3 separate regions of the Homo sapiens genome follow, and regions 2 and 3 are each linked to region 1. A link is a loop called in an ENCODE intact Hi-C map of the cell type or tissue named here. Cell type or tissue: B cell. All regions are shown on one strand. Each heading gives the region's core, and the rest is flanking DNA. Links, peaks and the distances in the headings are about the cores only.

Region 1 (11,440 bases), core at 2,174-10,173:
AGTAATAAACAAAACCAAATTTGTAGTTTGAGACCTCCACACCCCTCTCTCAAAAATTTAAAGAACAATTAAACAGAGAATTGGTAAGTATACAGAAGACATCAGTAACACTATCAACTAACAAGATTTAATCAAAATTAATAGAACACTCCATTCAACAACAGCAGAATACACATTCTCATCAAGATACCACAGAACGTATACCAAGATCAGGACAACATCCTGGGCCATAAAAGAAACTTCAACAACTTTAAAAGAATTGAAATAATATAATGTGTTTTCTGACCACAGTGGAATCAAACTAGAAATCAATAACAGAAAGGTAACAGGAAAATCTCCACTTAGAACTGTGTTGTTAGAATCTAAGAGGTCAAAGAGGGTCAAAATGGTAGTCTTAAGGGAAATAAAAATTACATTGAATTGGCAGGGCACAGTGGCTCATGTCTATAATTCCAGCACTTTGGGAGGTTGAGACAAGAGGTTTGCTTGAGCCTAGGATTTCAAAGTAGCAATGAGCTATGATTATGCCGCTGTACTCCAGGCTGGGCAACAGAGTGAGACTCCAGAAATAAAATAGAAATAGAAATCATATCAAAACGTGTGGGATACAGGTAAGTAAAGGAACTAGCACTGTATGCATACACTTTCTAGAAAAGACAAAGGGGTTTTTTTCTTTTTATTTCTTTCTTTTTTTTTTTTTTTTGTTTGAGACAGGGTCTTGCTCTGTCACCCAGGCTGGAGTGCAGTGGCACAATCTTGGCTCACATAAACGTCAATCTCTCAGGCTCAAGCAATCCTCCCACCTAAGCCTTCTGAGTAGCTGAGACTACAAGCATGCGCCACCACACCTGGCCAATTTTTGTATTTTTAGTAGAGATGGGGTTTTGCCATGTGGGCCAGGCTGGTCTCGAACTCCTGACCTCAGGTGATCTGCCCATCTCAGCCTCCCAAAGTGCTGGGATTGCAGGCGTCAGCCACTGCACCTGGCCTAGGCTCACACCTTATTTAAAAAAATGAACTCAAAATAGATCACTGACTTACTTTAAAAAACAGAAAACTATAAAACTTTTAGGAAAGAAACATGGGGGATAATCTTTGGGAACTAGGACTAGGAAAAGAGTTATTAAACTCAACACCAAAAGTATAACTAGTAAAGGGAAATATTGATAAACTAGACTCCTTCAAAATTAAAAACTTTCACTCTATGAATGACCCGGGGAAAAGAATAAAAACAAGCTAAAAACTGGAGCAAATATTTGCAAACTTTATATTCCACAAAGGACTAGTATGTAGAATATATAAGGAACTCTCAAAATTCAACATTAAAAAAAACAAACAGTCCAATTAGAAAATGGGGAAAAGATATCAAATTTTTATCAGAGGATATACAGATAGTACATAAGCCCATGAGAAAATATTCAGCATCATTAGTCATTAGGGAAATGCACATTAAAACCACAATGGTTTAATACTATACACATATAGATAATACTATAACCATATTAGAATGATTAAAACAAAAATAATAAATAAGGAACAACACCAAATTATGATGTAAAACCAGAGAAACTATACCACCCACACATTTCTAGTGGGCATGTAAAGAAAGCCAATGAGGAAAACAGTCTGGTAGTTTTTTTTTTTTTTTTTTTTTTTTTGAGACAGAGTCTCAATGTGTTCCCCAGGCTGGAGTGTAGTGGCGTGATCTCAGCTCACTGCAACCTCCGCCTCTTGGGTTCAAGTGATTCTCCTGCCTCAGCCTCCCGAGTAGCTGGGATTACAGGCATGTGCCACCATGCACAGCTAATTTTTTAAATTTTAGTAGAGACAGGGGGTTTCACCATATTGGCCAGGTGGGTCTCAAACTCCTGACTTCCAGCTACTCAGGAAGCTGAGGTGGGAGGATCATCAGAGCCTGAGATGTTGGGGCTGCAGTGAGGCATGATCACACCACCGCACTTCAGCCTGGGTGAAATAGTAAGACCCTGTCTCAAAAAATAATAATAAATATTTTAAAGTTACCCACGAATGACGGTGCACACCTGTAGTCTCAGTTACCCAGGAGAAGGAGGTAGGAGAATGCTTGAGCCCAGGAGTTTGAGGCTACAGTGAACTATGATTGTGCCACTGCCTGGGCAACAGAGTGAGACTATGAATCTAAAACATGAAATAAAACAAAACAAACAAAAAACTCCCAAACAAACAAAAGATAATGATATCCAGGGGTTTGGTGAGAGGGAGGACATGCCAGAGCACAAGGGATTTTTATGGCAGTGAAACTTTGTCTATGGTACCATAATGGTGAATACGTGTCATCATATATTGTCAAACCCATAGTGTATAACACCAAGAGTGAAGACCAGTGTGAACTATGGACTTCAGGTACTAATGATGCGTCAATGTCAGCTCATCAAAATCAAATGAACCACTCTGGTGCAGGATGTCGATGACAGTGGAGGCTGTGAGTGTGTGGGGGGAGCGGGTATATAGGAACTCTTTATACTTTCCACTCAGCTTTGCTGTTAACCTAAAACTGCTCTAAAGAATAGTCTATTTAAAAAGTAAAGTAGAGTGGTTGGCTGGGCACGGTGGCTCACGCCTGTAATCCCAGCACTTTGGAAGGCTGAGGTGGGCAGATCCCTTGAGTCCAGGAGTTCAAGGCTAGCCTGGGCAACGTGATAAAACCCCGTCTCTATTATAAGTATGTTTTTATTGGCTGGGCATGGTGGCTCATGCATATAAACCCAGTACTTTGGGAGGCCAAGGTGGGAGGATCATGTGAGGTCAGGAGTTCGAGACCAGCCTGGCCAACATGGTGAAATCCCATCTCTACTAAAAATACAAAAATTAGCTGGGTGTGGTGGCAGGCACCTGTAATCCCAGCTACTTGGGAAGCTGAGGCAGAAGAATTGCTTGAATCCAGAAGCTGAGATCGTGCCATTGCTCTCCAGCCTGGGTGACAGAGCGAGACTCCATTTCAAAAAAAAAAAAAAAGTTTTTAATTATAGGAAAAGGGAAGAAGGTAGACTGGTTGTGGAATTACAGGGCATCTTTTTAACCCCTTGGAAGAAAAGTTTTGTTCCCTCATCAGACATGACTCTTCAAATGCGCTTTGAAATCTGTGAGATTGCTTTCTCTAATTTGTATGTAATCAACAATAAATACATAGGGAGATAATAACAGTACTAATCAATATCAAATCTCAAAGAAATTTGGAGATTATATGATTCAGTGTTTGTCAAACTTTTGCACATATTGTTCTTTTTAAAAAATTAAAAATATAAAATCATAAATGGAACTTAGTAAACAAAAGAGATGAAGGTGAGGGTCCTCTGGCTGAAAGTAGGGGTAGAGTGGGCAGCCTGAAGCCCCACCAGCTTGGCTCCCCTTTGCCTCAGGGGACACCTGGAATGCATTTCCGTGACTTGGAGGCCACTGGTTTGACCTGAGATTCTCACTTTACTGAGAATAATGTGTCTTGCTTGAGGTTACCTATCTGACTGGTTGAAATCAGGTCTATGGAATCTCAGGCCAGACTCTTTTCCATTCTGCTTTACCCTGATTGATTTGGGGGGATTCTCAGGTTAACACATGTTGGAAGACAAACTGGGACTCAGGTGTCAGAGGTGGTGGAAGATGATAAGGAGACAAAGGAAAGGAGACTAGAAGGAAGATAGTCAAATTCTGTGCAATACATAGACTGGAGACTGAATGGGGTAAAGAAACCCACAGGGGTCAGAATTCATAAAATCTGTCTCTGTCAGAAGCCCAGGTTCTAAGAGAAGTTCATCTTGGACCTGAAGCAGGGTGGAATCAAGTGGGTAAAGACTTTCCCAGATAACTGTAGGGAAGTAGCACCTGGACTTGCCATGGTTTGGGCCACTGTGACTGCAGCACCTAGGAAAGTAGCTGGCATGTAGTAAGTGAGCAATAAATATTGGGTGAATGCCACCCTGGGGAACATGGCAAAACCCTGTCTCTACAAGAAATATCCAAATAGCTGGGCGTGTTGGCACATGCCAGTAGTCACAGCTACTCGGGAGGCTGAGGTAGGAGAATCACTTGAGCCTGGGAGGCAGAGGTTGCAGTGAGCTGAGATCCTGCCACTGCACTACAGCCTGGGCGACAGAGTGAGACCCTTTCTCAAAATATTTATTTCCTAATAAATACATCCATTCGCCAAAGATATATAATATATAAAAATACAGAATATATAATTATATAAATACATTATATATAATATAAAATATATAATACATAATATATAATTTATATAATATATAAATATATTGTATTTTTGTAATGTATATTTTAATATACATTACAAATCTATATTAAAATATATATGATATATAATATATATATTGGGGGTGAATAAATGCATCATTAAACTTTAAAATCCTGTCTAAGAGGGCACTACCACCCATACCCTCGGGAAAATAATTCTGGCCTTTTACAGTTTCATGAAAAACCTCTCTTCTCTAAATGGTGGTATGTGAACTACTAATCCTGTCTTTATTTAAACTGTAATATTTTGGCTGGGAGTGGTGGCTCATACTTGTAATCCCAGCACTTTGGGAGGCCGAGGCAGGCGGATCACCTGAGGTTGGGAGTTCGAGACCAGCCTGACCAACATGGAGAAACCCCGTCTCTACTAAAAATACAAAATTAGTCGGGAATGGTGGCGCATGCCTGTAATTCTAGCTACTCGAGAGGCTGAAGCAGGAGAATCACTTGAACCAAGGAGGTGGAAGTTGCGAGAGCTGAAAAGAAATTGTAATATTTTGTAGATCATGAGTTTTTCCCTTAATTTTTTAATTTAAAATATTGTGTTAAGATATTATTTATCTTTTTTTTTTTTTTGAGACGGAGTTTTGCTCTTGTTGCCCAGGCTGGAGTGCAATGGTGCGATCTCAGTTCACCGCAACCCCCGCCTCCCAGGTTCAAGCAATTCTCCTGCGTGAGCCTCCCAAAGGGCTGGGATTACAGGCGTAAGCCACCGCGCCCAGCCGATATTATTTATCTTGATTACTGAGTTTGCTCCTCCTTAATTTTGTGCATGAGGCGTGTTCCTTACACACCTCCACTTAGTCTTGATCCTGATATGAAGCTACACTGAAAGCAGGTAGTTCACATTTGTACACACACCATTCAGGAGATTTTTTTTCTTCTTTCTTTTGCTTTTGCTCAAATCTGTCTTTGAACAAAAATATATTCAACATTGGCCATGTGTGAGGTAATTCCAGGGATTGTTAAGGGGATGCCCAGATAAGTCAGGAACTTAGCTACAGCCATAGAAATAAAACAGGCGCATAATTACAACTTCAGCTAGAGGAGTGCTGTAAGAAGTAAAGGAAAGAGGCTTTGAGTTGGTGAGAGGTAATTTTTATTTGGGTGAACTGAGAGAAACCTTTTGGAGAAGACCATCTTTGAGATGGATCTTAAAGCGGGAACTTAAATGGATCGGACAGAGCCCAGATCCTTTAGGGAGTGTATAGAAAATCAATCAATCAATAAATCAATAAAACAGTTATTTTTTGTTGTTGTTGAGACGGAGTCTTGCTCTGTTGCCCAGGCTGGAGTGCAATGCTGCAATCTCAGCTCACTGCAACTTCTGCCTCCTGGGTTCAAGCGATTCTCCTGCCTCGGGCTCCCGAGTAGCTGGGATTACAGGCACACACAGCCACGCCTGGCTAATTTTTGTACTTTTAGTAGAGACAGGGTTTCGCCATGTTGGCCAGGCTGGTCTCCAACTCCTGATCTTAGGTGATCCACTTACCTCAGCCTCCCAAACTGCTGGGATTACAAGCGTGAGCCACCGTGCCCGGCCGTAATGGGTATATTTTGTGATAATTCAAAGAACAGGTATGATGATGGCATGGCTATTTTTTTCCTCTGGTGAAATTCCACATAAGGTAAATGTAGATTTTAATAGTAACAGCTACAACAAATTCAAAAGGGCTTACCTGCCTTTTTGTAGGATTACAAATTCATTTTAGGTTCTTCAGCCTGCAAGTAACAACTCAGGAGGACCCAATATGCAAGACACAAATCTTTCCCATAGAAAAGTTTAAGCTGGGGATTATTTCCAAATGCCAAGGTTGCTGCTCCCCCTGCTGGTAAGAAAAAATGCTGTAGGCAAAGCAAACCACAAGCACTCTCCCCACCCATGTGCTGCACACAGATCTGGATTGTTGACGTTTTAGTGATAAGGTCATTAGCAGCCATGAAGTAACAACAACAAAAAAATAGTGATTAGGAATTGAAACTATACTGCAGACTGCAGAAAAAAAATACATTAGCAATGACTCTCATCCAAAGTGCATCATTAAGGCCGGGGACGGTGGCTCATGCCTGTAATCCCAACACTTCGGGAGGTCAAGGTGGGTATAAGGCAGGAGACCACTACTACTCCTGCTGCCTTCCTCCCCTCACCTTGCCTAGTTCACAAGACAGGAGGAAAGAGAGAAAAAGCAAAAAGTTGGAAAAAAACAAAAGTAAGATAAATAGCCAGACAACCTTGGCAACACCACCCAGCCCTAGGAGTTAAAAAAAGTAACAATAACATCAACCCCTGACCTAAACTACTTGTGTTATCTGTAAATTCCAGACACTGCATGAAAAAAGCATTGTAAAACTTTTTGTTCTGTTAGCTGATGCATGTAGCCCCCAGTCACGTTTCCCACGCTTGCTTGATGTATTACGACTCTTTCACATGGACCCCTTAAAGTTGTAAGTCTTTAAAAAGGCCGAGAATTTCTTTTTCGGGGAGCTTGGCTCCTAAGACACAAGTCTGCCGACGCTCCTGGCTGAATAAATAACCTCTTCCTTCTTTAATCCGGTGTCTGAGGAGTTTTGTCTGCGGCTCTTCCTGCTACAGGTGGATCACCTGAAGTGAGGAGTTCAAGACCAGCCTGGACAACATGGTGAAACCCCGTTTCTATAAAAGTAAAAAAATTAGCTGGGCGTGATGGTGTGCATCTATAGTCCCAGCTACTCAGGAGGCTGAGGCAGGAGAATCACTTGAACCTGAGAGGCAGAGGCTGCAGTGAGCCGAGATCACACCATTGCACTGCAGCCTGGGTGACACAGTAAGAGCTTGTCTCCAGAAAGAAAAAAAAAAAAAGTGCATCGTTAAAACCATATACAGTATATGAGCTTATAAAAATCAGGAAGAAACAGGGACTGGAGATGAAATTTTTCTTTTCTTTTCTTTTCTTTTTTTTTTTTTTTTGAGACGGAGTTTCACTCTTGTTGCCCAGGCTGGAGGACAATTGTGCGATCTTGGCTCACTGCAAACTTTGCCTCCCGGGTTCAAGTGATTCTCCTGCCTCAGTCTCCTGAGTAGCTGGGATTACAGGCGTGTGCCACCATGCCTGGCTAATTTTGTATTTTTAGTAGAGGTTTCTCCATGTTGGTCAGGCTGGTGTCGAATTCCTGACCTCAGGTGATGTGCCTGCCTCGGCCTCCCAAAGTGTTGGGATTACAGGCGTGAGCCACCATGCCCAGCCTTTTTTTTTCCGTTTTTTTTTTTGGCAGAGTTTCACTCTGTTGCTCAGGTTGGAGTACAGTGGCGCTATATCAGCTCAAGCAATCCTCCTACCTCAGCCTCCCAAGTAACTGGGACCCCAGGTGCATGCCACCATGCCCAGCTTGGAGATAAAAATTTTTACTTGCTATCTTCCAATGATTCTGCCGGGCTGATCAGCAAGCCAAAGATACAATGTAACTGACTAACAGACGCTCAGGGATTACTATCTATAAACCTGCCTACCAATGACAGAGGTAGTAAGGCCAACAAAATCAACAAGTTGCTGTAACAATTCGACTTCTATAAGCATAAATAAACAAATAAAAGGAGTTTTGACCCTTACTGGGCATCAAATACAAAAATTAACCCCAAAAGGATCATAGACCTAAACGTAAAACTTAAAATTAGAAAACTTGTAGAAGAAAACAGAGGAAAAATCTTTGACTTTGAGTTAGGCAAAGATTCTTGGAAAGGACACAAAAAGTATGAGCCATAAAATAAAATAATTGATAAACTTGTCATCATCAAAATAAAAAAACTCTGCTTGCTGAAAGACACTTAAAAAATGAAATGATTAACCACAGACTAGGAGAAAATATTTGTAAAAGACATATCTTATCAAGGACTTATATCTTGTGTGTATTTGTGTGTGTGCACCCTTACAATTCAATAGTAAGAAAACATGCCAATTTAAAAAATGGGCAAAAATTTTGAACAGACAGTTCGCCAAAGAAAAGATATACATGGCCAGTAAACACATGAAAGATACCCAATACTAAGGAAATGCAAATTAAAATCATTATACAGATATTAGAATAGCAAAAAGTAAAAATTAAAAGGATAACACCAATTTGCAGATTGAGGGCAACTATACCTCCGATAGATTGCTGAGAAATGAAAAATAAGCAGCCTCTTTAGAAAACTGCTTGGTAGTTTCTCATATAGTTAAACATATAATTATTATAATGTCCAGCAATTTTGTCACTATGTTGTTATCCAAAAGAAATGAAAACATATGTCCATACAATTGACTTGCATGGGAATGTTTATAGTATCTTTGTTAAGAATCACCTCAAACTGAAATAACCCAAATGTCTATTAACCAGTGAATGGATACATGAATTACAGTATATTCATACAATGGAATATTCCTTATCTGTAAAAAGGAACAAAGTATTATACATTGAACAACATTGATGGACTTCAAAAGTATTATGCTAAGTGAAAGGAACCAGACACCAAAAACTACATACTTTCTAATTTCATTTATATGACATTCTGCAAAAGGTAAAACTATATGAACAGGGATCAGATCAGTGGTTACTAGAGGATGGGGATAAAGGGAAGGAATTGAAATAAAAAAAAGTTGTTTGGGGTGATGAAATATTCTACATCTTAATCCGGGTGGTAGTGGTTTTATGTCAGTATGTATTTATCAAAACTCTTATAACTATTCACCTAGAGTTAATTTTATTCTATGTAAAGTATCCCTCAATAAATCTACATTTTAAAAAATCAATAGGGTGGAAACTAAAAATTTCTGCTTGTAATTTAGGTTCAAATGACAGCGATGTTTTTTATAATGTGCCAAGATCCTAAGGGAGGCAAGAAGTCGGTTACCGTGTGTCTTTGCCCATTTCATCTCCCCTGCTCTTTCTTTCTTTGCTCACTAGCTATGGAGCACACAGGCTGCCTTCCTCTCTCTAATTCAGAAAGATCATGGCAGCCCCACGCTCTTTGCATTTGCTGTCTCCCAGATCTCTGCAGAATTCACTCCTTCATATTTTGTTTCCAAAGTTAACCTTCTGTGAGAGGCTACCCTGACCACCCTGTGTAAAGTAGCTATTCCCCAACCCACGTCACTATCACATTAATCTGTATTATACTTTCCCCCATAGCCCTTACCACTATTCGAAGTTTTTACTTGTTTGTATACTTCTTGTCTGTGTCTCTCTAGAACACCTTCTAGAAAGAACACTTTTTTCAAAGGCCCCACTGGCTTTTGTCTGTCTTTTTAGCCTTCTAGACCAGTGCCGGCACAACAGACACACAATATACAGATTTATTCAACGAGCATATTCCTTGTTAAGCTGTAGTAGGCATCTTTAAGTAATAAGCTTTCCATTGAGATTTTGCCAATATAGTCATATAATTAAATGTTTAACACACATCATATTGTCACTAGCCCTTCTCATGATATGGACTTCATATCCATTATTCATTTGAAGTTTATTGGAAAGAACACTAGATTGATAGTCAAGAGTCCAAGATTCTAGCCTTGATTCTGCTACTAACTGTTAAGACACTGCCCCTTTGGGCCCAGTAATTCTATTTCTAGAAATTTATTTCAAAGAACAAAATTGGACACATGCACAAACATATATGTACTGGGATCTCATCATCCTGTGTAGTTACACTGGATCAAATTTGGAGAAAAATAATTTAACACAATGAGGATCTGGCTAAAGAGACTGTGGTATAACCACCAAAGCCACGCTATGAATTTATTTGAAAGTGATGATTGTATTCATTTTGTTTCTTATTCAATAAACACTTATTGAGTATTTGCCAATTTCAGGCACCGTTGTATGTAGGTTCAAACACAACAGCAGTAAATGAAACAAAGGTCCCATGCTCATAAACCTGATATTTTTGATGGATAAGAAAGGCAATAAAATACATAAATATACTATGTAAGATGATTTCAGATGATGAGAGGTTCTATGAAAAAAAGATAATACATAGTAAGGGTTTCAGGGGCATCTCCCAAGAGAAAGATTAGGGATGCGCTATTTTGCATAGAGTAGTGTAACCCCAGAAGAACTCTTTGAAGTCACATTTGACCAGAAACCTGAATGAATTGAGGAAATGAAGCCGGGCGCGGTGGCTCACGCCTATAATCCCAGCACTTTGGGAGGCCGAGGCGGGCGGATCACGAGGTCAGGAGATTCAGACCATCCTGGCTAACACGGTGAAACCCCGTCTCTACTAAAAATACAAAAAAATTAGCTGGGCGTGATGGCGTGTGCCTCTAGTCCCAGCTGCTGGGGAGGCTGAGGCAGGAGAATGGCGTGAACCTGGGAGGTGGAGCTTGCAGTGAGCCGAGATTGGGCCACTGCACTCCAGCCTGGGTGACAGAGCAAGACTTCGTCTCAAAAAAAAAAAAAAAAAAAAAAAAAAAAAAAAGGAAAGAAGGAAATGAGACGTGTCAATATCTGTGCAAAGAGTTCCAGGCAAATGCATTGGCCCCAAGGCCGGGATGTACTTGGCAATTTTGTAGGGCCTGTGATATAGGCCAGGGGAAGGATGTCAGATTTTATTCTAAAAGTCATAGAAAGCCTTGGAGGATTTTGAATAGAGGAGTGATAAGACCGGTCTTATATTTTAAGAAGGTGTGGTAAATAGACTAAGGGAGGACAAAAAATCAAAGAAGTCCAGGTGAGAGATAATGGTGGCATGGCATAGGACCATAGCAGTGGGAACGGTGGTCAGTCATATTTGGAACTTTATTTACTTATTTTTAAATAGATCTAATGCAAAAGGCTGGTATGGTAGTTTCGGTGGGGTATGTGAGAAAGGAGAAAAAGGTGATTCCTTCGATTGAACATTTGCAATTGAGTAAAGTGCAACTGGGGAAAGATGTCTGTCACCACTGGATATGAGGGTCTGAAGTGCAGAGGAAACGGTGTTCCAGGGCCTGCATGTAATCATCCAGCTGATATCTGACTGAGAAGTGGTTGGAGAACTGAGTCCTGGGGCAATCCATTAATCAAATGTGCCAAATGCTGCTGACAGATGGAGTAAAATGAGGACTGGGAACGACCATTGGAAGTCACTGGTGCAGGATACATTGGGGTCAGCGGTGAGGAGAAAAGCTGGATTGGGTTATGCTCAACGTAGATGGATTTC
Region 2 (11,440 bases), core at 3,441-11,440, 330 kb before region 1:
CCAAACAGATACGGACCCCACACTGCTTCCACTCTAGAGGGGAATGGAGAGACACAAAGTAAAAATCAACTGGATAAGTAAATAAATTATATATGTTGTAAGGCAGTAAGTGATATGAAAAGAAAAGAAGAGGTATATTAGGATAAAAAGGTCAGGGAATGTCAGGGTGGGGGCTGTTGTAATTTTAAATAAGGTAGTCAGGGCAAAGCCTTGTGGAGATGGTGAGAACATGAAGGTAATAGTAACACAGGAAGGACAGAATCCATGAAATGTGCCACACACATGGACAACCAACATGAACAAAATATAGCTGCTGCTTTGTTTAAATTTTGTTTTAATCTTAACAGGCAATACACGTACATGCTCTTGTTAAAAAAAAAAAAAAAGGAATGTTCAAGGGCTGGGCGTGGTGGCTCACACGTGTAATCCCAGCACTTTGGGAGGCCAAGGCAGGCAGATCACCTGAGGTCAGAGTTCGAGATTGGCCTGACCAACATGGCGAAACCCCGTCTCTACTAAAAATACAAAAATTAGCTGGGCATGGTGGTGGGTGCCTGTAATCCCAACTACTCAGGAGGCTGAGGCAAGAGAATCGTTTGAACTCCGGAGGCAGAGGTTGCAGTAAGCCGAGATCATGCCATTACACTCCAGCCTGGGGGACAGAGCAAGACTCCATCTCAAAAAAAAAAAAAATGGAATGTTCACCTGGAACACACCCCTCCCCTTTTGCACCCCATCCCAGTGTAATCTCTTTGGTCTGTATCCTTCCTTTTTTCTGTTACAGACATTTCTATTAGGCGGTGAGCGTGCTGACTTATTTTATGTCAACTATCCTCTACAGCTTGTTTGTTCCACCTAACAACTCTTGAACATCTCCCCACGCCAGCCCCTATCAACCTACTTCATTCTTTTTAAGTGCTATATCATCTGTCACTTTATAATTTTAGTTATTTTTCTGCTGATGAAATTTTGCTTATTTATAGTTTCTTTGCTGTTACAAACAGTGCTGCAAGGAACAACCTTGCAGTTTCATTTTTGTGCACGTGTGCAAATAGTTCTCTAACATAGGTCAGAAGAAGTAGAATTACTAGATCAGAGAACAGTTATTTGTAATTTTTTTTATTATACTTTAAGTTCTGGGGTACATGTGCAGAATGTGCAGATTTGTTACATAGGTATACACATGCCATGGTGGTTTACTGCACCCATCAACCCGTCATCTACATTAGGCATTTCTCCTAATGCTATCCCTCCCCTAGCCCCCCACCACCCAACAGGCCCCAGTATGTAATGTTCCCCTCCCTGTGTCCATGTGTTCTCATTTCATGTTCATCTCCCACTTATGAGTGAGAACATGTGGTGTTTGGTTTTCTGTTCTTGTGTTATTTTGCTGAGAATGATAGTTTCCAGCGTCATCCATGTCCCTGCAAAGGACATGAACTCATCCTTTTTTATGGCTGCATAGTATTCCATGGTGTATATGTGCCACATTTTCTTGATTCAGTCTATCATTGATGGGCATTTGGGTTGGTTCCAAGTCTTTGCTGTTGTGAATAGTGCCACAATAAACATACGTGTACATGTGTCTTTATAGTAGAATGATTTATAATCCTTTGGGTATATATCCAGTAGTGGGATTGCTGGGTCAAATGGTATTTCTAGTTCTAGATCCTCCCTATTTAATAATGGTGCTGGGAAAACTGTCTAGCCATATGCAGAAAGCTGAAACTGGATCCCTTCCTTACACCTTATACAAAAATTAACTCAAGATGGATTAAAGACTTAAACTAAGACCTAAAACCATAAAAACCCTAGAAGAAAACCTAGGCAATACCATTCAGGACATAGGCATGGGCAAAGACTTCATGACTAAAACACCAAAAGCAATGGCAACAAAAGCCAAAATTGACAAATGGGATCTGATTGAACTAAAGAGCTTCTGCACAGCAAAAGAAACTATCATCAGAGTGAACAGGCAACCTACAGAATGGGAGAAGATTTTTGCAATCTATCCATCTGACAGAGGGCTAATATCCCCAATCTACAAAGAACTTAAACAGATTTACAAGAAAAAATCAAACAACCCTATCAAAAAGTGGGTGAAAGATATGAACAGACACTTCTCAAAAGAAGACATTTATGCAGCCAACAAACATATGAAAAAAAGATCATCTTCACTGGTTATTTGTAATTTTAATAGATACTGCCAGCTTGCTCTCCTGACTTCCTCTTGAGAATATAAACACATTATACATACAGTTTCTTTCTAAATGGGACCATACAGTATATAACTTTTATCTATCTGATTTTAACCTGTAAGATATCAGGGATATTTTCTTTCAAACAGGCCTCTGGCCTTCAAGTGAGGCTTATTGCTTTCTCTCCAGGACTTCTCCAGGCCTCGGCCGCCCCAGAAGGCACTCCCGGCAAACCCAGTGCCAGGCCGCAGGAGCCTCCCCAGGCCAGGAGGTGCATCCCCACTGCGGCCCCCTGGTGCTGGCCCTCAGCAGTCCCGGCCTCTGGCAGCACTTGCCCCAAAGGTGAGTCCACGGGAAGCCCTCAAGGTGAAAGCTGGTACCAGAGGGCTCCAGGGGGGCAGGTGTAGAGTTGAGAAAACAAAGCAATTCATGCTTCTTGTGGTCTGGACTGAACTTCCAGAACAAAAGCCAAGGGCAAAACATTCATGTTTCTTGGTGCCCGCTTGACTGTGGAGTTTTGGCTTCATGTGAAAGGTGATTCTTAGAATCCTGAGCTGTGGTGGCTTCAGTCCTGCCCCTGCACCTGACCTGGGGAGGGACCCTGAGCAAGTCCCTCTTGAGTCTGTTTCCTCATTTGTACAGAGGCTATGATGAGCAGTAGTACCAGCCCCATCAGGTTGTTGTGAAGAGCAAGGAAGTGCATTAGTAGAAGCCACCTGGCCTGCGGGAGGCTGTGTACACTTGGCCCCTCCTCGTACTTCTTCTGTGTGGCTGACAGTCTCAGTTTGCCAGTCTTGGCAGTCAGGTCAGAAAGGGATGAGGTGAAGAAGCTGGCTGACCATGCTGTATTCCCACGAGGCATTGAGAAAACTATGGACTGTGCTGCTGCCTTAGCAGGGAAGGGAAGAGGGAGGGGTGGCTGGTCAGCTTGAGATAGGGGCACCTACCACACCCCTTCCTGCAGGGCTGATGGTCTGGGTGAGTGGACACATGGATGGACTTCACAAGAAGCCTTTGTTCTCAGTGGGTGGTCCATCCTTCCTTCTAAAATCGGGAGGATGGCTGCCCCCTTGATCCCATTGATCAGCATCAAGCTGATGTCTCTCTCCCTCCCTTCTTTTTCTTCCCAGTTTCCAGAATACAGATCACAGAGGGCTGGAGGGATGATTAGCTCGAAAATCTAGACCTGTCCAAGGGGCTTCTCCCTTTCCTTGAGCTCTCTGGACACTGCAGAGGACCCATGGCCATGGAACCCTGAAGAAGCATGTCTGGCCGCCTCTGAGCTCCTCCCACCCTCCTCCAGGAACCTCCACATCTCCAAAAATCTCCCTGTTGACTCAGTGCCTCCTCGGCTTCCTTGGAAGCCCAGAGGGACTATGATCTGATGGCCTCTAGGTGTTGTTTTGTGCAATATACAGCCCCAGGTAGGGAGGGGAGAGTATGAGGAGGGTGACTGGCAGCTTCTCCTCCAGACTCCTAGCCCCGAGGTGCTGATGGAGATGCTCAAGGCCAGCAAGCCCCTCAGGCCAGCACTTCGCTTGCAGAAGCCATCCATTCACTCCTGGGGTGCAGGGCACGCAAGAGAGCTTCCCATTGCTTCTGCTCTCCTCAGAGGTCCCGGGCTGGATGGAGGCTGGTACTTACCCACCCCTTTTAGCTTTTAGGGATTAAGGAAGGGTCAAGCCAGCCACTGCTGTGGCCCTGCCCAGGGCTTGGTTGAGGGAACGGCTTCTGGCTGTATGGCTGCATGTGACAAGCCACGTCCCCTCCCACCTCTCCCCAAACCCCTGCATCCCTGTATTCACACGGGTCACTCTGACTCAGACAGGTACTATTCGTAGGCAGTGTAGACAGCAGGAGGAGCACCGGGCTTGGGCTTCCTCTGAGCCGTGATGCCAAAGGTTGCGACTCCTGACTCTGGATAATTTTTAGTTGCTCTTTGTTTTCTCTGCCGCACTTTCCTGGTGCCCCACGCTTTTCTCTCTTCCTTCCCCTCTCATTCTCCCTCTAATGTGTGGTGCTTTGGTGAGCAAACCCTCAGCAGTCCTGACCTTCGGGTGACCAGGTGCTTGTGACCTACAAGTCAGAGTCCTCTCTCACAGTCGGCCACTGGATTTCCCTCACTGGCTCTCAGGAGTGTGACCAGAGTAGACTTGGGGCATGGCCATTGGGGTCATATGTTTATTTTTCATTGTGTTTTGTGACCTCAGCAGGGTGGGGGTCTTCCTCCTTACTCTAAGCTAAATCTAGGTGAGGTTTCCCCTTAGGGAGCCCAGCTATTTACAAAGTACACACGAGGGAGCAGGCTGGTCATTGACTTCGGGCTGGACCGTTGCCCTCTGAGCAGAGAACAGACCCATTTCTGGGAGCTGCCCGAGATCACTGGAGAAGGCAGCCAGCAGCAGCTGCACTGGAACAGTCAGAGCAGGGAGCCTCTTCCTCAACCCAGCTTTTTGTCATTCACTTCCTTTTGTTCTCTCTCTGGTCACTGCCCTTACCTGACCCTCACAGAAAGAGAGCTCTGAGCAGGTGAGGGGGTCTGCGGTGGCTCCTGTCTTCCCTGCAGCAGGGAAGGAGGGCCGTGTGGTGCTTTGCTAGATAGGACGGTTTTTGCAAAGCACCTGGAGATGTTTGCTGGGAGATAGACTCCCACTCCACAAAGGTGCTGGGTGGCTCTCCGGACAGGAGCTGGCCTGACTCTCACTCCTCTGAGGCTTTCCTGGGGCCTCCTCCCATCCTGCCATGAGCAATTGTTTGCTCTTGAAAACCTCACTGCAAGGCTGAGGCTGAGCTTCTGATTCACCACCCCAGGGCCTCCTTATAGTTCTCTGCACACAATAGGTGCTTCTTGGATGTTCTTGGGTTTGGAAATAAGTGGAAAATACGGGATGTACCCCTGGGGGAAAAGCCTGGGTTGGGTTTAGAAAGATCTCAGGAAAATGAGTTTCTCTTCCCTCAGGGTGGCTGTGATACAGGTTCCCCATGTCCTTGCCGTGGGTCATCCTTGCTGTGGGTCATCCTTGCTGTGGAGATCCATTCCCCACCTTTCCTGTGGCCCAACCTTTTATTTAAATGTGCTACCCTCTGCCTCAAGGCTTGGTTCCTGGAAAGTAAAGGTGAAAACATCCCCTTTCACCCCTCTGCAAAACAAACAAGCAACATCCTCAAAACCCAACCCCATGCCTCACAGAGCTTCCTGTGGCTTCTCCAGCCTTTCTCCCTCACATCAGGAGGTAGATAGCTCTGAAATGACAGCGCCACAGCCATAGTGACTGCATGAGCCATCTGAACCTGCAGTCCACCCTCCCTGGAACCACACCAGAAAGAGACCTGGGTTGTCGTTTTCTTGCTTTTTGTTTTGTTTTGTTTTATTATTTTCATATCACCTCCATCCCATAAAGTTGTACTGTGAACTGGAAGATGGTGGAATGTTTTGGAATTTGATAGACTTTCGGCAACCAGTTCTACTAATGCTTCACTCCTGGCTCTGTTCAGGGAGGCTGCCCAGGAGGAAGACTGGCCATTATGCATCCCCTTTTCTTTCCAGTGCCCAGTATGCTGTTTTGAGGTGTCAAATACAAATAAATCTGGGCTTAGGGAAGGAGAGACCTTATTCCAAAGCACGATTGCAGAAGGGGAAAGGGAATATTGCAAAAGGGAGAGGAAGGGGCCTTATGGGAATAGTGAAAAGGCTCAGACCGACCGATGGCAAGATCTGCAAGCGTCTCAAAGCCCAGGCAGAAAAGGACTTTTCTTTTATTGGAAGAAGTAAACATGGCTAGAAAGAACCACGTTCAGGGAATGACGTTGTGCCCAGCCTTTTTTTTTTTTTTTTTTTTTTTGTCTCCAGGGGAGGGGCTGTTTGCTGGCTCAGGCTGAGGATGGCCCAAAGTCCAGGGTCTGGTGGGGAGGAGGGAAGCTTAACTCAAGTTTGGGTTAGTGAGTTAGCAAGCTCTTTGTGCAGATGGGGATGTAGGTAAATCTTTTTAAAAGTGAAATTAACCTCCTGCCAATTTTACAACCCAAGAATTTTTTTTTAAGGGCCTTGGAGCCATCTCTAAAACAAACCTCAAGGGATTTAGTGCCCTGTCTCCCTGTCTCTAGAAGCCTTAGCCTGGGCACCTGGCTCAATCTTGTAACTGCCTGCTAGCCATAGATTCCTTTCAGCCTTGCTGACTTCTCCCTATAAAAGTAAAGCCTTTTTCTGCCCCAGCTCTGAGACACTTGCAGATCTTAAGGTCTGAGACTTGCTGATTTTCTGGTTGGAGTGTTTTTTTGTATTGCCATAGTCCCTTCCCCCTGAAGCAATAGCCCCTCCCCACCTCCTGCAATACGCCTTTCCAATCTTTATTGGAAGTCTCTCCCTGCCTACTTCCTAATTTATTCTTATTTGACAGAGGGTATGGAAGACTTGCAATTTGAAAACTGGGGACCAGTTCCAAAGTCAGTAATTGTGTTAACCACGTGTATAACAGCTCTGCTGGACACCCAAGAAAGCCATGGGAACGCCAACTGGAAAGGTCCCCTTCCCCAGGGGAGCCTGCGAAGGAGAGGTTCTGTAGAATCCAAGCCCACATTTCCAAAGTCACCCCCAACGCGTCCTCTCACACCGTCCACTGTGCGTTTGTATGTGTCTGGGATCCAGGGCAATGTGAATTTTCTTTTTATTTGGGAGATTGTTCACGGAAAACAGATCTTCTTCTCTCTTGTCCACCTATTAATTGTTTACAATATTTGTACATCTATGCAAAATACTTGAATGGGCCATGGTGCCTTTTTTCCTTGTTAGTATTTAATTAAAAATGAATTGTTTGTCATTTGCAATGTTATCTGGTTTGGCAGCTCTTTATTGTGTGTTTGTTGTAATGTCCTACTGCTCAGATTAGATAGGATTCATGACGTGGACTTCAGAAAGAGTTCCCACAAGGATGGTCAGTTCAGCCTATAAAGCCTTCATGGTGGACCCTGAGCCACAGCAAAGCCTATGTTTTCCTATGACCAGTAGAGGGGGCTGTTTGTCTTTACACCTGGACGCAGGCTGCTTATTAAAGGCCTGAATGATCCTGAGATTCTTCGATATGTTTTTTCTCATCCTACACTACTGCATATAGAAGACAGCTGAGAGCCTCTGCTCACCTCCTCATCTTATTAAGGCAAGGGATCATACTTTAAAGAGGGGAGACACTTGCCCCAGGTCTCTTGGGCTGGGTAGGCAGGCACAGCCAGGGATAAGGTTGGGTGTGCTTTCTGATTCCAGAACCCTGCGTGATATCACAGCTCGTATTCATTAGTGCTTCCCAGTCCATAAAAGGATCCCACCCTTATTCTCTCATTGATCCCTACCTCAATTTTGAGGTTCTCTCAGAGAGATGGAGGATTAATAACCATGATCGAAGGTAACAGTTACTCAGTACAGTCGGCCCCCCATATCCGTGGGTTTCAAATTCATGGATTCAACCAACAGCAGGTTGAAATATTTGAAAAAAAAAAAAGTACAACCATAAAAAGTAATACAATTTAAAAATACGGTATAACAACGATTTACACAGCGTTTACATTGTATTAGGTATTATAGAAATCTGGAGATGATTTAAAGTATATGGGAGGATATATGTAGGTTATATGCAAATACTATACCATTTTATATAAGGGACTTGGCCATCCTTAGATTTTGTTATCCATGGGGGTCCTGGAACCAATCCCCTGCAGATACCAAGGAACAGCTGTATTTAACATACGTGAGCCACTCACTGCATGCTGTTTACAAATAAGGATTATCTCGTTTAATCTTCACAAAAACCCTGAGAGAGGCTTCTTGCTCTCTGATTTTACTTTTTTTTTTTTTTTTTAAGACGGAGTCTCTCTCTGTCACCCAGGCTGGGGTGCAGTGGTGCAATCTCAGCTCACTGCAACCTCCGCCTCCCGGGCTCAAGCAATTCTCATGCCTCAGCCTCCTGAGTAGCTGGGATTACAGGTGCCCACCACCACGCCTAATTTTTGTATTTTTAGTAGAGATGACCTCAAGTGATCCATTCGCCTCAGCCTCCTGAAGTGTTGGGATTACAGGCGTGAGCCACCGCACCCAGCCTGATTATATTTTTCTAACCTCTCATGGTTATGAGGTTGCCTATGGACCCTAAAGACATCTAAACACAAATGCTTTCACTACTAACATGCCTGCTCATGAAATTGCTTCCCACTCACACATCCCTACCTGGTTAAGAGGCCACTCTTCCCCTGCTGTCAGCCAGTCTCTGGGGTGATGCTCACGTGTTGGTCACTAGCATAATGGAGAAAGCCTGGTTGGGCAGACCCTGGTTGAAGTCCTCACTCTGCTTGCTACTCAATAGATAAGTGGGCCTGGATAAGTTCCAGATTTCTGAGTCTCTTCACTATACAAATAATATACCTGCCTCAAAAGTGTCGTGATCATCAATGAAATTCTGTATGTGCAAGTCCCCAACAGGGCCTGTCGCAGGCTATGTGCTGAGAAACTGCTGACTACATCAGTTTACAGTTGCTTTGCTTAACATGCAGAGTTCTATTAGGATCTGCCTTGCATTGAGTGCTGGTCCCCAGGAGAGTTTGGGCAAGGAAGGACTGTGATATTGTTCCTTCAATCTTTTCTTTTTCTTTTATTCTTTTAGTGCGTATGATGTGCTAGGCACTGAGGATAAGCAGTAAATCAAAGCCAACTCTCATGAAGCTTATATCCAGATGGGGAAAGAGCACAGATCACAAGAAAATAAATGAATAAAGTAGTAGCAGATTATGCACAAGGCACAGTGGCTCAGGCCTAAAATCTCAGCATTTTGGGAGGCCAAGGTGGGAAGATCACTTTAGGAAAGGAGTTTTGAGACCAGCCTGGGTAACATAGCAAGGCCTCATTTTTACCAAATCTGAGCCTGGGAGTTTGAAGCTGTAGTGAGCTAGGATCACACCACTGCCCTCCAGCCTGGGGGACAGAGCCAGACCCTGTCTCAAAACACAAAAAACCAAAACAGATTATGCAACTGGGGGCAAGGTTAGTCTTGGAGAGACACATTACGCCTGGTGGTTAAACCAGATATCAGCTTTGCTCTTCCTGGCTGGGTGACCTTGGGCAATTATATAAATGGGAATAAAAACGTATCTAACTTGAGGATTTGTGAGGAGTTAAAGAGAATTCACAGGAAGCACCTACTATGCCTGGTGCCTGGTAAGGGCTCAGGTGTTAACTAGGGATGAGTTGTCTTCAACTGACTCTATTTCTGAAACTATCTTTCCCACTCTACCAAGGGTGTTAACTACCACAGACACGGTAGGGGCTTTATTGGCAGTCGCATTCATTCAGAGATTGGAGACTGTCCTTCCAGCCCTAGAAAAACCAGTTTAATCACTCCATGCTCAAGGAAGGTCAAGACACAAGTATCAAGTAAATATAATCTGTAATCTTTATTCTTGACCCTGCAGACCACACTCTTAGGGCCCTCAGTTTACTGCCATTCTCAAGAGCCAACTTGTTGCATTGCTTTTAATTACAGACAGAAATCCACATTCATCAAAAACTGGGGATTTGAGGCTGAAGAGTCAGGGAGCCAGTCTGCTGGTCAGCCAAACCTTGGAGTTCCAAGGCCAGCAGGAATTTACCTGGGCTTGGCCCACTTAGGGCACAGGATATAAACACAGAGTGCAGGTAGAGTCACACAGGGGAGGCCCTGCACCAACCTCGGGGCTGAGGATCAAGTCTTCCCTCTTTCCAGATACACCAGCCCACTAATTTCCCTTTCTAATGGTTCTTCTCCAACCCCCACACTCTTGTGGCTAGAAAGGAGATAGGAAGGGAAGGAATAGTAATTATCTCCCTCTCCAGCTGCTCTGGTTTTTTGTATGCCTCTGGCCAAATGTGAGGGGACCAAAGGTACTCCCCATAGCAGGTGGTGTTGGAACAGTCAGGGCATGCTGCTTCCCAGTGTGGGCAGCTCATCAGTGGAGGAGGGGACTCGGTAGCAATCTGGTCAACAGCTAGAATGCACCCCATGCCAAGTCTGCACCTCCAGTTGGCCATTGAGATTCACAGCTGTCCAAGCCTTTAAGGCTGCAACCCAGAAATTACCCCTGAGCTCGTTTCTCCTAAGTTCCCAGATGAGCACCAGAGTCAACACAAAAGTTAGCCCCTAGTATCCAGAGAGCCTGGGACTGCCTTCTGCCAAATCCCAACTTTGCTCCTCATCCTCTTCCCACCTCCCCAGATCATAGGTTGGTTGACTCCTTGAGGAATAGTAAAGTGCGTTCTGCCAAATTCTAGCTTGGCAGCCAGGCCACTTTGAAGCAGTGAATTTGCTGTTCTTCTTTCAGAGTAAGACAAAATGCAACACTGGGTTTGGCCACCAGAGTTTGGCTGTGGCTCTATTATTGTTTTGTTTCCAGTTCTGCGATTACTGCCTTTATGTCTCAGTGACCGACTCCTTAGGATGTAAGTAGAGGGGGAAGGGGTGATGGTGGGATGGACTGGGTGGATGCCGAGGTGCTGACTGCCAGGCTGGAGTGCTCGGGGAATGAGCTGGTTGAAATTTTTCCCTGAGACATCAAGTGGCTTTCACAGTAAGAAGGTCAGCTGAGGTCTTGCTTCTGCCTCCAAAGAGGAAGTGACAAAGGCAACAGGATATTTTACACTGGTTGTGTCCCTGTCAGCTCTGGATAGGGAGGCATGGCCAATTGCTCTGTGGGCCTCTGGGAGCCAGCTCTATGTCATCCTTGGGCTAGAAAACAACAACAACAACAACAACGGAGATTCCGTCTCAGGAGGAGAATTGGTGTGAAGGAACTTCCAATGACCAATATCTTAGAGAAGTCCTTGGACTGTGCTACATTCAGTGGGTCAGACTCCATCTTCTTCCCAACGGCATAGAGATGGCACCGAAAGAATGAATGAGAAGGAAGGTCCAGGGAACCTGCAGGCACTGATGTAAACTTGGGTATTTGGTCACTGAATCTGTTTCCAGGAAGTTCTGCCACCATTGCTATTTGGGTAAAGATTTTTCTCCTGGAAACAGTGATGAGGTATAAATGAACTTCTCAAGAAAAGAGAGCCCATTGGTAACAGTTGCACTGGAAAATAACCAGGTGGTTTTGAAATTGGGAGGGCAGGCTGTACCATCGGACTCATCCTCTCACTCACATATTCCAAGCTTCAGGAATGGATTATAAATACTTTGGGTTTCTCTTCTGGTGATGAGGTGCTGGCAAGTTCTATATTGTCC
Region 3 (8,000 bases), core at 1-8,000, 750 kb after region 1:
TTGAAAATCTCCTTTTCCTTTCAATTAAACAAAAGCTCAAGACACTCCTCATGAAACCAGTAATGGCCTTACCATAGAAAATTTAACTGAGTAGATTATAATTTCCCTTACATTTTTTTTCCTTCAAGTTCTGTTTCTTTTGGCAATGTCTTTTAAAAATTCTTTACTTATTAAGCTCAAGTTTGTTCAACATTTTATGAGTTTCTGGGGATATGTGTTCAGATGAAGAGACGATGATCCCCTCCCCCGCTTAGGCTCACAGGCCAATGAGGGAGACAGATTTCAACAGCAACAGGAAAGGAAGAATGCTACTTCAGAGACAATGCATAAAGCACTGTGAGGGCCCAGGAAGCACCACAGCTCTGAGGTTAAGAGACAGTCCTTGACATCATAAGCATGGGTTGCGATTATAACAGTTCCAGGCTTATGTGCTGGCTTAGTATCCATAAAAATTTAGGCAGGTGTGATGGCTAATGCTGAGTGTGAACTTGCTTGGATTGAAGGATGCAAAGTATTATTCCTGGGTATGTCTGTGAGGGTGTTGCCAGACGAGATTAACATTTGAGTCAGTGGGCTGGGGAAGGCAGACCCACCCTTAATCTGGTGGGCACCATCTAATAAGCTTCCAGTGAATATAAAGCAGGCAGAAAAACGTGAAAAAGCAAGACTGGCCTAGCCTCCCAGCCTACATCTTTCTCTCGTGCTGGATGCTTCCTGCCTTTGAACATCGGACTCTAAGTTCTTCAGTTTTGAGACTAGGACTGGCTCTCCTCACTCCTCAAGCTTGCAGACAGCCTATTGTGGGACCTTGTGATTATGTAAGTTAATACTTAATAAACTAATATATATACACATATATATGTGTGTGTGTGTGTGTGTGTGTATATATATATATATATATATATATATATAAAATCTCCTATTAGTTCTGTCCCTCTAGAAAACCCTAATACAGCAGGTAACTTAACTTCCTTAAACCTTAGCTTCATCCTCTGTAAAAACAGAGATAATGTCTACCTCATCGGGCTGTTTTGAGCATTCTGAAAGAGAACTTGTATAAAATGATTACTGCAGGGAAAACACTCTAAGTGCTTTTGAAAAAGTCCACTTCCTGGGGAAGGTCAGGGAAGGCTGTGTGGAGGTGAAACTTGAACGGATTGAAGGACACATGTAGAAATCACTGGGTGAACGAGACTGGAGAAAAGGCTATAGGAAAATTTACTCCAAAAGAGGGAATTGGATGCACCAAAATAAAGAGAAGAGGAGAGGAGAGGAGAGGGGCACAGGAGAGCAGAAGTAGGTGAGTAAAACTTATCACAGAGTGCACAAGGATGGCTGCAGGAATGAGGATGGAAGGGGATGAGAAGCTGGCAGTGACACACAGAGACGCTGGAGCTTCTCCTGCAGTTAATGAGAAGCCACTGAAGGGTAGCTGTGTTAATGGCCCAGGAATTACAACATGATGCTTCAAGGAAGGACATCACCACCAACAATCTTTTTCGTGCAGTCTCCAAGGTCTGTGGCTCTCAGGTTATTTCTTGCCTTACAGAATTCCTAACAAGCCAACCATGGTCTGAACACATTACAGTCATTCAATCTTTAATGCCACGGACCAGCTGCTGCTAAAATTATTTCTCTCTCTGAAAGAGGGATTTATGCCCAGAGGCCTTTTTTTTTTTTTTTTAAGCAAAGATAGGGCCAAATACAGCAGGTGATATCTACACACAGGAGTGGATACAAAATCCAAGAGGCGTGTTGATCAATTATTTAGTAGGGAGTTTTGGCCCCTGCCTTGTAAAATCCATCAACTCAAAAGGATGTGGGAGCACCCACTGGGCCTCAGGTATCTGGCCAGACTCAGCAGAAGACTCAGGAGCTTGAAACTGTGGTCCTGCCCCCAGGCCTATAGCCAGGGAGGCAAGACAAAAAGTGGGAAACTAAACCGCACAGGACTCAAAACCATCTTGACAACAAATTAAAGTTACTACTCAGGCACAGAATTTAAGAACTCGCTGATAAGAGGAAGACAATTTCTCAGGGGCAGAAAACACCTCAAAACCCTTGAAGAAGTTTCCTTGAAGAGAGCTTGGGAGAGCAGTAAAATTTAGATGACAGATGGGGAAATGGGATATTTTCAATCTGTGATTTCTAGACTTGGCAATTTTACTGTTTACTAAAATTCCCAAACAAACCCTATAAGGCAGGGAGAGTTGACATGGGTTTGTAAACTTTTTTGCTAAATAAGGAAGATTTTGTTTAAGATAGAAAAACCTATCCTCTTCTAGGATGATCATTTCATAAAAGCAAGAATATTCTACCATCCAAAATGGAAGGGAAACAAGCTCTGAGTAAACTGCATATAATAATTTTCTATTGCTATGTAGAAGATGATATGTTTAGTGGCATTTATTTGTCATCGCCTGGTTTCTGTCCTTCAGAAGCCCAGACAGAGAATTGGGTGCTCTGAAGAGGGTCTTACAAGGTTGAAATCAAAGTTTTGCCCCAGGTCGGAGGCTCTTTCTCTCTTGTTAGTTGGTGCCTGGGGACCACTCTTAGGTCCTAGAAGCTACCTCAGTTCTTTGCCATGTGTGTCTTTTCACATGTCCACTCTCTGATTTTCTTAGTCTGTGACCTCTATACCCAGATTTGAAGGGCTTATGTGATTAGGCTGGTGACTCCCAGAAAAATCTCCCTTTTGATTAACTCAAAATCAATTGATTAGTAGCCTTAATTGCATCTGCAGAATCCCTTAGGCAATAACATAATCACAGAAGTGGCATCACATCATATTTACAAGTTTCTCCCTCACTGAAAGGAAAGAATATAAGGTATTTACTCCAGGGAGCAAGGATCTTGACCGCCATCTTAGATATCTGTCTACCATGATGTACATCTTCCAAAGAAATAAAGTGCCAAATTCATACCAAAATATTTTAAAGGATATATTTTAAAATTCTTGAAATATAAAATTTATCTCAGTTGTTACAGCAAACCCATTTTTTCCATCAGTAAAAGAAAAAATATATATGATCTACCATTGCATTTTGAGAAAGGGTATACATATAAAGTGTTTTGAGACAGAAGCTGGTCAGTCAGGTGCTCTGTATGACATGAGGAGTGAGGAGGAATTTGAGATTTAAAAGGTAGGAGGGAAGAAATAAGACAAAATATTCTGGATGTACTAGGGGTAAAAGGCAGAGGCAAGGAGCCCTCACGGTGATTCAGAAGAGAAACACTGACTTAGGAAGAAAGATACATCGATTAAAATGTTAATCAAGACATTTGCAGCAGGAGGTGAGAGGTGAACCCCTTGCTCTGGCTCCCCTATGACATCTTCAGTAGAATCTGCATTTCTCTCTAATATTTTGTGAGACTGACATTTCCCTGACAAATATGAAGAAGTATTGAGCTCTGCATCGAAGATAGTATGGGACAAATAGAGAGAATGCCTATGAAGATGACATTATATACACATAATACAGGTAAGCCGATGAAGGGAATGGGAACAACATTCTTAAGAATATTCGTGCTCAATTCTGAGTATTCTGGGTGAAAGAGAGGTGAGGAAGGCCAGGCACAGTGGTGCACACCTGTAATTCTAGCACTCTGGGAGGCTGAGGTGAGGTGATCATTTGAGGTCAGGAGTTCCAGACCAGCCTGGCCAACATGGTGAAACCTTGTCTCTACTAAAAATACAAACATTAGCTGGGCATGTTGGTGCACCACCTGTAATCCCAGCTATTCGAGGAGCTGAGGCAAGAGAATTGCTTAAACCTGGGAGGTGGGAGTTGCAGTGAGCCAAGATCGCACACTGCACTCCAGCATGGGTGACATAGTGAGCCTCCATCTCAAAAAAAAAGAAAAAAAAATATGTCAGGGAATATCATGCCCTTCTCTCCCAAGTTCTTTTCTATCTTCTCAAAGAACTAAAGAAAAAAAACCCTCCATAAACCAGATGTTTAACTGCAAAGGCTGGTGATGAACATCAAGGCCTAGATCAATCCTCATAAGGCAATGGGGAATTTATCTGAGAGTAATGATATGACTGGCATGAGGGACCCCAATTCTAGATGTGCACACAAAGACACGGGAGCAAGTTAAGTCCAAGTCTTTTGCAGCCTAGTGAACGTCCGGCAAAATCTCACAAACATTCCTCCACCTATCATTACAGTTTCCTTAGCAGCAGCTCCAAAGGGAAGTCATTACAATCATCTCGGCGAGTCAGAAAACATGAGGAATTGTGGAGGTTAAATTACCTGCCTGGGGCTGCCACACAATATGGAGCAGAGTTGAGATTAGAACTCCCCAGTGCCTATGCCCAAGGCCTTTGCTCAACCTTAATAGACCGCGAGTTCTCTAAAAGCAAAGCTTTTCCTTTGGGGTATGGCAACAGAATTACAGAAAACTGTACCAGGAATGGAGAAATTGTGATTCTAAGGAACACATTACAGGCCACCTGATCCTGGGCTTGTCTTGATCTTTTACTCTGAAAGCTGAAGTGCACTGCTGTGACTTTTCCTCACTGGGGAGGATGGATGGAAGGACAGACAGGAAAAGGCGGCAGGGTGGGTTGGAGGAGATGTGGATTTGGGACCTGGGGCCGCAATGTGGCCCCGAAGTAGTCAACCTTAATGTTTCTGAAACAATTAGGATAAACATAAACTCCTCATAGGAATAATACCTAACTTCTGCTATCTTGCCAAAAGACCGCGGCTATCAAATGGTATAACTGCTGGGGAAATCAGTACGGCAGTTCTTCAAAAAATTAAATGTAGAATTACCATATGATCCAGCAATACTGAGGCAGGATAGGTAGTCAAGGAAGTAACCATGTCTTTGGGGAACGCGGTAACCATGGTGACCGCATCAACACAAAGAGCCCTAGTGCTCACATTTCAGTCAAGCTCGTCCAAGTAGAACTAGCTTCAGTGGGGACTTTCCCCTGCAGAGAGCATGCACATTTTGATTACTTGTCTTCAGACTGACCCTTTGATTATTATAATAGTAAAAACACACCCCTGGGTGGAGATTTAAGATGTTAACAAGACATGCAAGCATTCTTGCAAGTTCATGCATGTATGAACAAGCAAGTAGAGCTACTGCACATGTGCACCTAGAGGGCCACCCAGAACATGCTTACTGGTAATACCTCTTCCCACCCCCTTCTGAATAATTATGTAAAACTCCTATAAAGGGAGTTTCCCCAGTAACAGGCAACGCTGTCTCATTTCGAGCAGTCTGCGCTGAATCATCTCTCAGAGTATACTTTCTCTTTTGCACGTAACCTTCAGAGTGTGCATTCTCTTTTGCAAAAAATTGCTCTATGCCATATGTCCTTTGCTGTGTGTCTCTTGCTTACATTATTTTAACTAAGAAGATAAGAACCAAGGTCTCATACTCACTGTCAATAATACCACTTTTAGGGATATACCCAAAATAATGGAAAACAGGGACTCCAACAGATATTTGTGCATGAATGTTCATAGCAACATGATGCACAACAGACAAAAGGTGGAAACAGCTAAATGTCCATTGATAGATGAAAGGATAAACAAAATGTTGTGTCTACGTACAATGGAACACTATTCAGTATGAAAGGAGTGAAATTTTGATACATACTACAACACGGATAAACCTTCATGACATTATGTTAAGTGAAATAAGCCAGACACAAAAATGCAAATACTGCATGATTTCACTCAAATGAGGTCGGCAGAGTAGTCAAACCCATACAACCAGAAAGCAGATTGCTGGTTGCCAGGTTTTGTGGGAGTTATTATGTAATGGGAACAGAGTTTCAGCTTGAGATGATGAAAAAGTTTTGGAGATGGATGATGATGATGGTTGGACAATAATATGCATGTACTTAATGTCGCTTGAACTATATACTTGAAAATGGTTAAAATCATGAATTTATGTATAGTTTATGAAAATTTTTTTTAAAAAGAGGGAAAAGACCATGACTACTTATTTCCTATGTGTATCTTCACTAGACTGTAGGGGCTATGAATGTTGAGGCCACTTGGTTTGCTTATCATATCCCCAGTACCTTGCACAGTGCCTGGCACATAGTGAGTTCTCAATAAATATCTAATTAACCAACTATGGTCCAATGTTGTAAAATGCTACCACCTGTGGCTTTCTTTGTCACAGTATCTTCTTTTTGACAATGTATTCATTATCTCTTAACTGCATGGCAGCTCTCTACACTAGGCAGCCCTCTGTAATTAGGCTAATTAGGGCCCTTCATGGCTTTGCCAATGAAAGAACAAGATGAAATAGTACAGACTCTACCTACCTTGTTGAATGAATACAGAAGATGTTGTCTGGATTAAGAAAAGTTTATTGTAACACTGAATGATAGAGCACCTTTTACTATCCAATAATTGTTAATATAGCCCATGGGTTCCAGCTCTGTCTCGTCATCAGCCTCAATTGGGGAACTTATTAAAAATACATATTCTTTGCTTTTCATAGCTGCCCTTTCCATAGCTGCTTTAATAGGACTAACATGGGTCCTGGGAATCTCAATTTCTGTTTGCATATTCTCTTAAGTTACTGTGCAATTTGGAAACCTCTGCTCTAATCACTTCATGTGTATGTCTTGCTTCCCAGATTAGCTTATAAGCTCCGTGAGGGCAAGAAATATGTCTTATATTTTGTATATTATCTGCAGTGTCTAGGAGGTTAATCAGCATTGAGCTGAATGATTAACACTCTTATAAGCATAAAATGGCATGCAACACTGGGTTATCCTACAGACACTCTGCCATTCCAACATCTCAAAACATAAGAGCCAAATGCAGTTCTTCATTCTAATGCAACTCTATATATTGCCTTTTGGAGCAATATCAGCAAGAGCTGATTATTCCTTTAGGTCCACATCTGTTCTTTCAAATATTTGGAATTTAGCAAACTTATGAATAACACATTTCAAATCATAGGAGAGTCCAAGAAGTAAAAAGCTGCATGTTGTCAGGGCCAAGCAATGTGTGTTTAAACTAGAACAGCTGCAGATACAAAGCATAAGAATTGCTTTAAACAATAGTAATTTCAATGATTTCATACATAAACTGTTCTTTTCCAGGCAATATAAGTTGTGTTCAAATTCATTTTACAACTAGTAGGAGTAGGTGATCTTTCTTTTTAATACTCCACCCAAAACTTTTGTCCTTATTATTCTGTAATGAAGTCTAAATTCTATTAGTAGCAACACATTATTTGTGCTTCAGTAGTTATCTGTCCAGATGTCCCCTTTAAAATGTGGATGCATTAATTTATAATTCCTTGGCACTTGAGTTTAAAGTAGGTCATCATATCCTCAAGTCAGACAGGACTATAGGTTTAATAAGACCTTTAGTCAAGCACTTTTGGGAAATGATGGAAACTGTATATTTTCTCCAAGTGTCAATAACATATCTCCATGCTGGCTCTCACCAATAGCAGCAGCATTACTTGGGAACTTGTTAAAATGCAAATTCCCAGGCCCACACCAAGAGTATTGAACCAGAAATTCTGGGGACAGAGTCCAGTAATGTGTGTTTTCACAGCCTTCCAGGTGAGTCTGATGCTCACTGAAGCTGGAGAACCACTGTATTACCACAGGAGTGGTTCAGAAAGGCCTGCAGCAATGAAACATGCTTATTTAAAGCAGCCTTACTTACCCTCCTCACCCCATTTCATGTAACATCTATTAACTTCCATAGACTCTATGGAATACCTATTAACTTTCATGAGGTACACATTAGAAATTGCTGTACCAGATTATGGAAAAGCAAAAATATTTTCATCACATGATTGTCAATATATAGTGACAGGAACAAATATTTCTTATATTCTGCTATGTTCCAGGCCCCAGAAATACGACGTTAGATATGACAGACATAATCCCTTCTTCTCTAGGATGTACAGTCCAGTAAGGAAGAAAGATAAACAATGAACGTGTAGAGAATGTTATGTGTGAAGTCCACACAGTGTAGGGAGAAGGCAGGGCACATTAA

What was found. Hi-C counts contacts between places; a loop is a spot of excess contacts. Peaks named below come from ENCODE experiments on the same cell type or tissue, not always from the same donor. Only the 100,000 strongest peaks of a DNase experiment are listed, where the experiment ranks them.
Region 2: it touches region 1 in a loop (10-fold over the local background); 21 of 110 quality-filtered maps call a loop at or near these places.
Region 3: it touches region 1 in a loop (7-fold over the local background); 3 of 110 quality-filtered maps call a loop at or near these places.

The regions. Positions count from the first base shown.
Region 1 is chr5:157,143,724-157,155,163 of GRCh38, reverse strand. No RefSeq gene overlaps it. Among named protein-coding and RNA genes, the nearest start is that of MED7, 6.6 kb to the right of the region's middle. In B cell, for the core only: CTCF peaks have their summits at 5,902 and 6,107 (motif pointing left); a DNase peak (open chromatin) is centred at 6,123.
Region 2 is chr5:157,472,891-157,484,330 of GRCh38, reverse strand. It overlaps NIPAL4 (NIPA like domain containing 4), which reads right to left. Exons shown (of 6, transcript NM_001099287.2): 6 at 9,609-11,440. The coding sequence ends at 11,371. ADAM19 (ADAM metallopeptidase domain 19) reads left to right here. Exons shown (of 23, transcript NM_033274.5): 22 at 2,388-2,540; 23 at 3,329-7,027. The coding sequence ends at 3,382. Among named protein-coding and RNA genes, the nearest start is that of NIPAL4, 18 kb to the right of the region's middle. RefSeq lists an enhancer at 4,894-5,404. In B cell, for the core only: CTCF peaks have their summits at 6,987 and 7,188 (motif pointing right); a DNase peak (open chromatin) is centred at 7,210; H3K27ac peaks cover 7,216 bases.
Region 3 is chr5:156,399,703-156,407,702 of GRCh38, reverse strand. All of the region lies in intron 3 of SGCD (sarcoglycan delta), which reads right to left. Among named protein-coding and RNA genes, the nearest start is that of SGCD, 77 kb to the right of the region's middle. RefSeq lists an enhancer at 4,865-5,204. In B cell, for the core only: no CTCF peak of the experiment used is centred there; a DNase peak (open chromatin) is centred at 4,892; H3K4me3 peaks cover 891 bases; H3K27ac peaks cover 1,612 bases.